Linked DNA regions of Homo sapiens: all the other regions are linked to region 1. A link is a contact called in ENCODE Hi-C or POLR2A ChIA-PET data. All regions are on one chromosome and are shown on one strand. The core of a region is the stretch at or near the end of the contact, and the rest is flanking DNA. Distances in the headings are between cores, read along the strand shown.

Region 1 (3,514 bases), core at 610-3,109:
TGGAGAACAGAAAGCTACAGTTTATTATCCACCAAGCGGCCAGATATTACTTTTAAACATAAATCAGATTATTTCCTTTCTCTACTTAGCTTTCCTTGGCAATTTGTACAAAGTTCAGAACCTACAACAGGGTAAATCAGACAATAAATAAGCCAAAAAATCTGGACTCTTACTAACTCTCCAACCTCATGAAATGCTACTTTCCCCTTAGCTCTCTAGGATCTAGCCCATTTGCCTTCTTTCTATTCTCCCACCTTGGACTTTTACATTAGCTTTGCCTTAACTGGGAATTACCTGCCTACATCACTTTGCAAGGTGATCTCTATTTGTCAGAAGCCTCAGTTTAAATGTCTCTTCCTTAGTGAGGCCTTCTCTTACGCACAAGTTGCAAATCATTGACTATTGTATCACTCTTTTACAGACTTTTATAGTATATATCAGTGTCTGAAAATGTCTATTTTGCTTAATTATTTAATTAATTAATTTGCTTCTTCCCAGCATTTACCTATTGTGATAGGCAGAAAAATGGCCTTCCAAAGATGTCAACATTCTCAAATCTGAAACTTGAAATACGTTACCTAACATGAAAAAAGGGATGTGGTTCTAGATGTGGTTAAATTTAAGGACCTTGAGATGGAGCGATTATCCTAGATTGGACAGGTATGCCTAATCTAATCACAGGAACCCTTACAAGTAGAGAAACTTTCCTGACTGTAGTCATTCAGATAGACATGTGATTGTGGAAGAAAATCACAGATGGGTGCGACACTGCTGGTTTTGAAGATGGAAGAAAGGAATCACAAGTCAAGGAATGTGGGTGATCTCTAGAGCACAGAAAATGCAAGGAAGCTGATTCTCCCCTAGAGCTTTCAGAAAGACATGCAGACCTGCCAACACCTGGATTTAAGCCCAATGAGTCCCATATTGAATTTCTGACTTAAGAATTACAAGATATTATTTTTGTACTGGTTAAGCCATCAATATTATGGAACTTTGTTAAGGCGGTGATAGAAGACTAATACAACCATGAAAACCTCAAGATCAGAAACCCCATTCATCTGTTTCATTCTCTATGGCCAGAGCCTAGAAATGGGCATGGTGCACAGATGGTACTCAATAAATCACTGTTAATACACAAACTCATGTTGAAATTGACCAGAAATAAACATAACCTTAAAGATATGTATTGGATAAGACATATATTCTTTTTAAATACAATTAAATAATATTTTATCAGCTAATATATATTCTCCAAATTTCTCTAGACATTATATATTATAATAACACAATTATAAGTAAAAGAGTACATTATCGCTAAAAATATCCCCTATATGCTTAATGAAATAAATGACTGATAAAGCCTCCCCTGAAATGTGTGCAAAAGTCAAGAGAACAGTAGAATGAACACCGTGTACTCATCTCCCAGCCATACAATTTATCAACTCATTATCAGTCTTGCTTCATCTCATCCCATCCATTTTCTTTTCTTTATAGTATTTTGAAGCAAATTCAAGACTTCATGTAATTTCAACAGCAAATATCTCAATATGTATCTTTAAAAGGTAAGGACGGAATATATCCTAATTAACAATTTCCAAAGTTACAACAAGTCATTTTTGCCCCCTTGATTCTGTTACACCATCTATATGATTTGATTTGGTCAATGAGGCATTACTCGATGGGATACAGAGATGCTTGAACAAGTTAGTGTGTATTTCCTCTACTTACCCTTTCTCTGTGCCATTACTGTGAGAACATTCCCAGTATAGCCCACTAGAGGATGAGAAACATGTGGAATGAGCCAAGTCACCCCAGTCATCAAAGCTAAAGGCATCCTAGCTCAGCTTCCTGACAGTGACTCTAGGCTTGTGAGTGAGCCTAGATGAAATCACTCCCCTATAGACCTGAGCTAAACAAATGCTCATTGTTCTATGTCACTGAGTTTTGAGGGTTATTAGCATGAAAATGGCAATAGATAAGTCATATAAGCGTTCTACGTTATAAATTAGTGATCGGTTTAGCAGAGATCTTTAATCTCATTTTTCCCCCCGGGATAAGGATTTAGGTTTGAGGAGACCAAAATCTTATGAAAGTTGGAGAGCTCTATTTGAGAAAAAGAATAACACAGAACAAATACACAATGGGGCATGAAAGTGAACATATTTTCAGAATGAAAAAAATATATGTAGTAGCCTTGGTAATCTAGGTACCTGTATTGTCAGGTTTGTTTAGCCAAATAATTGCAATCTGGCTTCCGATCTCTACCCAAAACATTCAATAAACTCCAGCACTCACAGAGGCCCAAGAGCTTAAAGAAGAACCAGTTCCATTAGTTTTACAATAAATCTGACTCTCCTCTTACTTAATGGTATAATTTATGTAAAGAGAATGTCAAATGAAGTACTATTAAAATAAGATAATAATTTTAACCATTTTTTTTTCTAGTGCCTCACACGGGGTGCCTTTGGGATAAGAAGTAAGTAGCCAAAATTCCTGGGCATATGGAGAACTGTGAGGTTCATGCTGGAAACTGTGTTGCTCATATTTCAGAAGTGCTGCAGAGTACTAAGCGCAGTGTAGAGACACACTTGTCATGGCATTATTCCTTTTTCTCATATCTTTCCAGACTTCTGATAGTTTCATTGATTTCGCTTGTTTAAGGAAGAACTCCATTCGAGTATCAAACTAAGTAGTCATACTGCTTAAGACCTGCCAGGGCCATGAGGAGTATCTCCTGATTGGACCTTGACAGTGTGCTAATTATTTGTGACATTTTTGTAATAAGGGAATTGTGCTGATAAAAATAAATAAATCCAAGATATTCTTCTTACAGATTGTCTTATTAATCTCAATTGTATGTATCATCTGGGGTAGGATGAATTTATTCATGTCACAGAAACCACTTCATTCCTAAATATGCTGAAATTATTGGCTGAATTTTCATTAGAAAATGGGAGTACAAAGCTGGGTCTTTGTTGATTAGAATATCAGTAATTTGAAAGCTAATTACATTAAGATTTTAATCTCCACATCTTGGATTTAAAAGCATCTAAGATTTTTTTTTGTAGTTTCAGTTCTTTTTTTAACGATTATACTATAAGTTTGGGGATACATGTGCAGAATGTGCAGGTTTGGTACATAGATATACACATCGCATGGTGGTTTGCTGCACCCATTATCCAGTCAACTGCATTAGGTAGTTCTCCTAATGCTATCCCTCCCCTAGCCCCCCATCCCCCAACAGGCCCTGGTGTGTGATGCTCCCACACCCTGTGTCCATGTGTTCTCATTGTTCAACTCCCACTTATGAGTGAGAACATGTGGTGTTTGGTTTTCTGTTCCTGTGTTAGTTTGCTGAGAATGATGGTTTCCAGCTTCATCCATGTCCCTGCAAAGGACATGAATTCATCCTTTTGTATGGCTGCATAGCATTCCATGGTGTGTATTTGCCACACTTTCTTTATCCAGTCTATCACTGATGGGCATTTGGGTTGGTTCCAAGTCTTTTCTTTCA
Region 2 (3,454 bases), core at 623-3,122, 34 kb before region 1:
TTTAAGTTATATTATAGACATAAAGTTTCTCATAATATTCTCTTCCTGTTTAAAATATTTTATAATTCATAATAATCCCCTGTTCTCAATCATCTTGTTAGAAATTTTTTTCTCTCTTTTTTTGTTCCTTCTTGCTTTAACCTATTTAGTGAAACAAAATTTGGCTTGTTTCAATGTCCTTTGTGTTAATCCATTTTCTATTTTACTGATTGCTGTTACTTTAGTTATTATATTCATCTTTCTACTTTATTTGCATGTAGTTTGCTCAACTTTTTCTGGAAATCTATGCTTATACTTAAGTGGTTCACTTGTAAACTGCCTATATTTAAGCCTCTTTTTATAAAATCTGACAGTTTTTCTAATGTAATTGGAGTGGTTAGACCATTTATATTTAATATAGTTACCGATGAGGTTGTTTTAAAATATACAAGCTATTGCTATTTCCTTCTGTTTTTTCTTTTTACATTTTTGTCTCTTTTGAGGAACTCAAGTAATTTTTTATTTTGTCAGCACTATTGCATTTCACTTTTCCTATTTTAATGTTTACTTAGCACTTTAAAATACATATGGCTAACTTGAGCTCAGTTTGAATTAATATTTTAATAATCTGTTAACAAGAATAACAATCTTTTGTTATTATTGATATATAAATAAATACCATATTTTATTCTACTTAAGCCATACATCCAAAATTACACAGATCTTTTAATGTTTTATTATAGACTTTTATCTTTATCTATATTAATCTATCATTCTCATACTTTCCTGCAGATTTGTGCTTCTTCCTGAAAACATTTTTCCTTTACCTGAAGAGTAAATTTTGTTTTTTCTATTGTGGGTATGCTGGAGACAAATTTTTTTCAGCTTTCATTTTTCCAGTTATCTATTTATTTTACTTTCATTTATGAAGGATATTTCACTAGATTAAAAACTATTGACTAGATTTTCTTTTCCTTTTTGCTCTTTAAAAATGACATTTTATTGCCTTCTGGTCATCTGGGTTTCATTATCAGTGATGACAATATTTAAGTTTTTAAAAGCATTTTTATGAAGCCTTTATGATATGCTTTGGGTTGGTGCATATGTGTATTTGTGTTGTATTAATCCTGTTTGGGGTTTAATGAGCTTACTGAAATTCATATTAAAGGTTTTACAAATTTAGGAGATTCTTTCATATTGTATCTTCAAAATTTTCTGTGTCTTAATTATCTTTCTGTGTTATTCTCAGTCTCCTAACATGGAAAAATATTTGACATTACCTCAGAAGACTGATACTCTGTTTTAATTTTTTCTTTTATTTATAAATTAATCTATGCTCACTCTATACTTTGTATAGTTTTATTAATGTATCTTAAATTCTCTAAGCCATTTTTTCTTCTGTGACAAGTCTGCTGTTACCCTATCCAAGCAACACTATTTAAGATTTTAAAAAATTCTTAGTTGAAGAAAATACATTTGGTTCTTTTATAAAATTATAAAATTTCTGTGAAAATAATAATCTCCTATTCTCAGCCATCTGTTAAAATGACCAATACTTTCATTGATTTTGTCCACTTTTCTCTCTGATTTTTCTCTTATTTGTAATCATTTTTATAAAGTGTTTTTTCTAACACTTAGGTTGTTTGTTGTTCTGTTCCCATTTTCTTATTTAACTGTTGAATATGAATATTAATTTTACGGTTTTCTGCCCCTTATGTAAATGTTTTTTGTATACCAAATATTGTGTTCAAAAAAAATTGTAATTTGACCAAATACTATTATATTTTTCTCTTTTGATATACATTTACACGCAGGGGACAATACTTTAATCCTTTCAGGGCTGAGCTGAGTTGTTTGGCCTGTTTGTTTTTGCTGCTGAGTGAGTTTCAGTTTCCTTTTAGCTTCCTGTTCTTAAGAATAACATGTGGTTCCGTACATCTAGCAGGATGTTGTGATATAAGTACAGCAGGACTTCAAAGACTTATTTCTGTTTTTCAATCCATCCTCCAGCCTTCAATTCTATTATGCTTTCAGAAAATGTCCTGTAAAAAAGAACTGGCAGGCAGGAAAAACTTAGCTGTATATTTGGGATCCCACATACTCGAATCTATCACATCAGTTCAAATGGTTGCTATCCATTCCGCTGGTTTCTCCTTATCCCATAACAGTCCCTTTAAGTTTGGCAGGCTTGATCCTCTACCCACCCGTGGCCGAGGTTTAACATATGCCTGAGAGAAGGAAGAGATCACTGGTTTCTGTTTTTCTAGAAACTTCTGGTATTTCTCTGGAACATAATCATTAAGAGTCTTTTGAATCACCAGCACTTTTTGCCTTTAAAAACATAGGACTTTTAATTTATCTAGGAAACAATTTCCAAAAAATGGAAACAATTTTTTCTTACGAATTCTACATTCTAGCTAGAGCAGAATATCTGGAGACAAAGAGCTTTAGTTCAGTATAATAGTGATGACTGTTAATGTTTATTGAATACTGCTGGATGTAAAGTTTGACACTAATCACTTTAAATACGGTATCTCACTTAATACTAGAATGTATTTAGTTATCTCATTTTAAATCAAGGAAAAAAGAATCGTAGATGTTAGTATTTTTCTAAATATCAAATGTTGAAAAAGTGTGCCACAATGAGCTTTGAATTCGGATGTAATTTCCTCAAGAGATGACATATTATGTTGGCTTTGCTTGATGTAGACAACATATAGCATAGTGACTTCAATTTGGAACCTACTAAAAAACCTTATGGGGAGAAGATAGTACTACAAAGGCTTGGAGAGGGACAGCTGTTGGTTAGTATTCATGTAAACACACATACACTGCCTCCTGGCACACCTGAGATGGGAGAGCCAACTGTCTTAAAGTTTCAGTGATGCTGAAAGCATTCTCAATGTTCTGATGAGAATAATATCCACTGAATCAGAAATCAAAGAAATCAACCTCACATGCTATAAGCTTTTATCCCCTACAGCTAGACAGGTCAGAGACAGACCAGTGATGGTCAAAAGATGCTGAAAATTAACAATTGATTCTAAGCATTCTACAGATGATTACTAATTTGTGAGTGTTAAAGAAGTATACTGATTTACCTTTTAGAGGTCAGTATTGAAAGTGTGGAAAAAACCTTCCACAGGATCTAAAGATTACAGCAACAATTGAGAGGCACTTTGAAATTTGTCAAAATGGGAGAGGATATAAGCATTTAGTTTGGTAAAATAGATTCAATCCAAACAACTGTGCTATCATTATCAGCATGAAACAATGTAATAATCTGAATAAGAAGGCTCTGTTTTAAAAAACAGTTGCTAAAGTGTTATGATAACCTCAGAAATATCCCAAGAGGAATGAAACTCTAAACAGAAAACAGGAATTCAAATATTTTTCTCTGAATCGATATTTTATAGTGGGAGAATGATACTTCTCCAAATTGACATTCAGATTTTCAAACTAAAATGTTAATCTT
Region 3 (3,923 bases), core at 997-3,496, 58 kb before region 1:
GCAACAGCATCCAGGTTTGGCCCCAACCTCACACCAAGAGTGGAGCAGGAGCTGAGAGTGGGGAGAGGCCAGGAAGCAGGAGCAGACACCTCTGAGCCTGTGGGAATGGGGGCGCCTTCTCAGGACTCTGAGAATGCCGAGTTGCTCAGGTCTGCAGTCACAGTTTGGGCAGTTGCAGTTGTGCCTGGGAGGGCAGGGCTCCCACCTGCTCCCAGCCTCCAAGAGCACAGGGAGGCCCAGGTCTGCAGCTGTGCCTGGGTGGTTGCAGCTGTGCCTGGGAGGGCAGGGCTCCTGCCTGCTCCCGGCTCCCACTGGCTCCACTGAGCATGCAGCCCAGCCATGCCTCCCCTGCTGCAGCCACCCTCTTGGCAGTGGCTGCTCCAGATGGGCTGCTGCTGCCATCATTATAGTTGAAATTTGACCAAATAGATATATGGTCCATCTGAAACCAAACCACTGAAGTAGCACAAATCAGGTTATGGGATACCTTCCCTGCGTTAATCAGAGTATAGCAAAAATAAATGTATATATCAAAAGGAAATGTGAGAAAATAGTGTTAGAGAAATGTGGTTTTATTGGCTAAAATATAGAAGGAATCCTGGCGAAGTTTGAGTGAACACAGTGCAATAGGGAAAGAATGGTGTCATGAAGGAAGGACTGGCAGTCATGCAGAGCAGATTTTCTTTGATCCTCCTGTAAACAACAAAGCTTCTCAGCATTTGCTATTTCTCCCAATGAATTAGGTGAAAGTCCACTCATAATCATGAATCAGAAAGTCTCTCGCCTGCATTGTCCCAGCCACTCTATTTTATAAAATTGTTGCCTGGAAGAAACTCTGGATGGAGAACGAGTGAAATTGATTCCCTCTGGTGTTTCACAGGATAGTTTGGAATCAGTAATATTTTATCAGTTTGAGCACTAGGTTGTTCTCATGACTCTTTTCGTGTTACCCAGTAGTGTCAGGTTCCACGAAAGAAGGTAATGGGAGTAAAAGAGTTTGTAACACTTACAGTGTTCTGTGAGAAGTCATCCATAGCTGCGACACAGTGTTGTTGCCATTGGTTTTATCGTTGCCATTGCAAGAACTTAATGTCATTATTAATATTATTTGCTAATTTTTTTAGAGCACGGGCATTCCTTCACTTTCCTCTGCACAATATTCACTGCATCTGTTACTGGCTGATTTCCAGAACATATTTCATCTCTGAAGTCACATATAAAACTTGCATTGCCCAAGTCCCCTGTCTCATTGTCTCACTGTAGTCCTTCTCATCTCTACTCAGTTTCTCACCTTTGGATGATTTGCAATATTCTGCCTCAGATCTTGCCCCATCACTCACATGCTTTTGTCATGTGGAGTGATAACATGTCCTTGATCAAATCTTCCCTCTATCTGATTTCCTCTGCCTTATTAATAGAAATTTTCAAGTTTCAGAACTGTACAAGTCACCCTTCCCAGTTGTCTAAAGATAAGTATATCTATATTTCTTTAGTCATTTTAGGAGAAAGTGAAGAGAAGCACTTGCCTGAAATTATTGCCTGGAACTAGAATCTTTGCTACAGTATTTTTGCCCTTCTGCAAGAAAGAAAAATGTTATTTGAGTGAAACAAATTCTTCTATTATGGTATAATTAAAATTGTGTAAATTCTACACAGTGCCTGTAATGAAAAGTATACCAATCTTAATAATATGTGGATAATCACTTCAACTGGACAGAGGAAATTGGCTGGAGGTCATGTAGTGCTGTCTGTCTTCTCTCCCACTTGTCAGACTCTTCTTTTAAACCCAAATTGCTCTTATTTTGCTGTGTGGCATTTTGGGTTATTTTTTGCAGACAAATTTACTTTTTTAAACTGGAAGGGATATGAATTGCATCTAGGTGTTCATTTATGTGTTTGGAGCATTTATAGAAGCATAAAATTATATGTATAATAAAAGTTACAGAAGAATATGAAGAATTTCTGAAATATTTACCTAAAGAGCAGAGCATCTCTTCCTCGAGCAACTGCTATCATTTCCCTGCCATCTAGAGTGAATCTTTTATTCTCAGATTATTATTCCTCTCCTTACTCTTCCAACTTCCCTTATTATCCATATATCCCTTAAATAACACATTTTAAACCAAACTAAATGACAGCAGCTTTTATGTCACTATCACTTCTGCATATTTAGCCTTTTAAGGAGGAATACTTAACTGCTCAGTCTGCTGCGAAGGCAACCATACAAGTTTTATCCTAATCACAAAGGTGTAAAGCCCTTAGGAAACCACAATCTCCTGAAGACACCAGTACAGGAAGTGCTAGAGATCTCTTAGGCCTGTTTAGACTCAGGATTCTCTAACACTTCCTACCCTGTGTTCCTATATTTGTCCACAGCACTTCAAAGGAAAGCCCTAGTACTACTCACCTGGAGGGTTTTTAATTTTTTTTTCACATGTAACAGGGCTTTTATGTTATCTTGATTTGTGCAGGTGTGGCATCTTACTGGTTCTCTGTTTTTCTTCCCCATTGCACTGATCTCTCTTTCCACTGTCTTTTACATACTTATTTTTTCATAACCACACTTTTATTTTGCCGAGAGTGTCACTTTATCTAGAAGAAAGGTTCCTTCTGTCAGTACAGAGGCTCCACTGCAGGGCTTACAGCACTTGGTGTAGCAGAATGGTGAGGAGCTCACAGGGCAGGGAGCTACCTCCTGGGGAGGAAATGAAATCCCAACCTGTTTTGAATGCTGTTGTACAGTCATGTATTGCATAAGAACTTTTCTTTCAACAATGGACCACATATAATACAGTGGTCCCATAATATTATCATTGAGCTGAAAATTCCTATCAGTTAATAACATTGTGGGTTTCTAAATGTCATAATACTTATTTATATAAAGAGTGAAACCTCAAGAAGAGCCTCAGGTAGTCTTTTAGGAGTTACTGCTGGAGAAGGCATTGTTATCACAGGAGATGACAGCTCCATGAATGTTGTTGCCACTGAAGACCTTCCAGTGGGACAAAGTGTAGAGATAGAAGACAGTGATATTGATCCTGACCCTGTGTAGGCCTATGCTAATATGTGTGTTTGAGTCTTAGTTTTTAACAAAATTTTTAAAAAAATAACTAATTAATAACAATTTTTAAATAGAAAAAAATCATAGAATAAAGATATAAAGAAAATATTTGTGTGCAACTGTACAATGTATTGATGTTTTAAAATGAGTGCTACTATAAAAGACTCATAAACTTCTTTAAAAATTAAAAGTTTATAAAGTAGAAATGTTTTAGTAAGCTAAAGTCAATTCATTATTGAAGAAAAAGTATTTAATATAAATTTGGATAGCCTCAGTGTACAGTATCGTAAAGCCTCCAGAACTGTAGACTAATGTTTTAGACCCTCACATTCACTCACCACTCACTAACTGACTCACCCAGAATAACTTTTAGTCCTGCAAGCTTTCTCTATGGTAAGTGTCCTGTACAAATGTACAATTTTAAAATATTTAGTACAATATATTTTACTGTATCTTTATAAACATATCTATATTTAAATATGTTTAGATACACAAATACCATTGTGTTACAACTGCTTACAGTATTTAGTACAGTAACATGCTATACATGTTTGTAGTCTAGGACAGCAGTCCCCAACCTTTTTGGCACCAGGGACAGGTTTTGTGGAAGATAATTTTTCCATGCATGGGGGGTTGTGGAATGGGTTGGGGAATGGTTTTGAAATGAAACTGTTCCACTTCAGATCATCAGGTATTAGTTAGATCCCCATAAGGAGCATGAAACCTAGATCCCTTGCTTGTGAACTTTGCAATAGGATTCACGCTCCTAGGAGAATCTAATGCCACTGCTGATCGAGCAGGAGGTAGAGCTCAGGCAGTAATGCTTTCTCACCAGCCACTCACCTCCTGCTGTGTGGCCTGG

The links. Hi-C counts contacts between places; a loop is a spot of excess contacts on that map. ChIA-PET counts read pairs that join two places held with the same protein, here RNA polymerase II (POLR2A). Pooled maps may share reads with other maps.
Region 2: a loop to region 1 is called in a map of CD4-positive, alpha-beta memory T cell, with 2.1 times the contacts of the local background. The contact joins the enhancer-like site here to the promoter of LINC01243 in region 1. A Hi-C loop is called at or near these places in 6 of 168 maps with a recorded cell type or tissue (CD4-positive, alpha-beta T cell, CD4-positive, alpha-beta memory T cell, CD8-positive, alpha-beta T cell and 3 more), 13 of 37 single-sample maps with no recorded cell type and 11 of 50 pooled maps. POLR2A ChIA-PET finds 5 or more read pairs at or near these places in 3 of 52 experiments (CD4-positive, alpha-beta T cell, activated CD4-positive, alpha-beta T cell and activated naive CD4-positive, alpha-beta T cell).
Region 3: a loop to region 1 is called in a map of heart left ventricle, with 6 times the contacts of the local background. The contact joins the enhancer-like site here to the promoter of LINC01243 in region 1. A Hi-C loop is called at or near these places in 2 of 168 maps with a recorded cell type or tissue (heart left ventricle and left ventricle myocardium inferior) and 1 of 50 pooled maps. POLR2A ChIA-PET finds 5 or more read pairs at or near these places in 1 of 52 experiments (activated T-cell).

What each region holds. Positions count from the first base shown.
Region 1 is chr9:31,379,631-31,383,144 of GRCh38, forward strand. It overlaps LINC01243 (long intergenic non-protein coding RNA 1243), which reads right to left and starts at 1,860. Exons shown (of 2, transcript NR_135134.1): 1 at 1,729-1,860.
Region 2 is chr9:31,345,364-31,348,817 of GRCh38, forward strand. No RefSeq gene overlaps it. Among named protein-coding and RNA genes, the nearest start is that of LINC01243, 34 kb to the right of the region's middle. RefSeq lists enhancers at 1,783-1,852, 1,883-1,942. Within about 2 kb of position 1,873, at least 7 of the 41 ENCODE cell types and tissues checked have a DNase peak (open chromatin) inside an H3K27ac peak, as active enhancers do; they include CD4-positive, alpha-beta T cell and CD8-positive, alpha-beta T cell, where a contact is called at or near this core.
Region 3 is chr9:31,321,630-31,325,552 of GRCh38, forward strand. No RefSeq gene overlaps it. Among named protein-coding and RNA genes, the nearest start is that of LINC01243, 58 kb to the right of the region's middle. Within about 2 kb of position 2,247, at least 3 of the 41 ENCODE cell types and tissues checked have a DNase peak (open chromatin) inside an H3K27ac peak, as active enhancers do.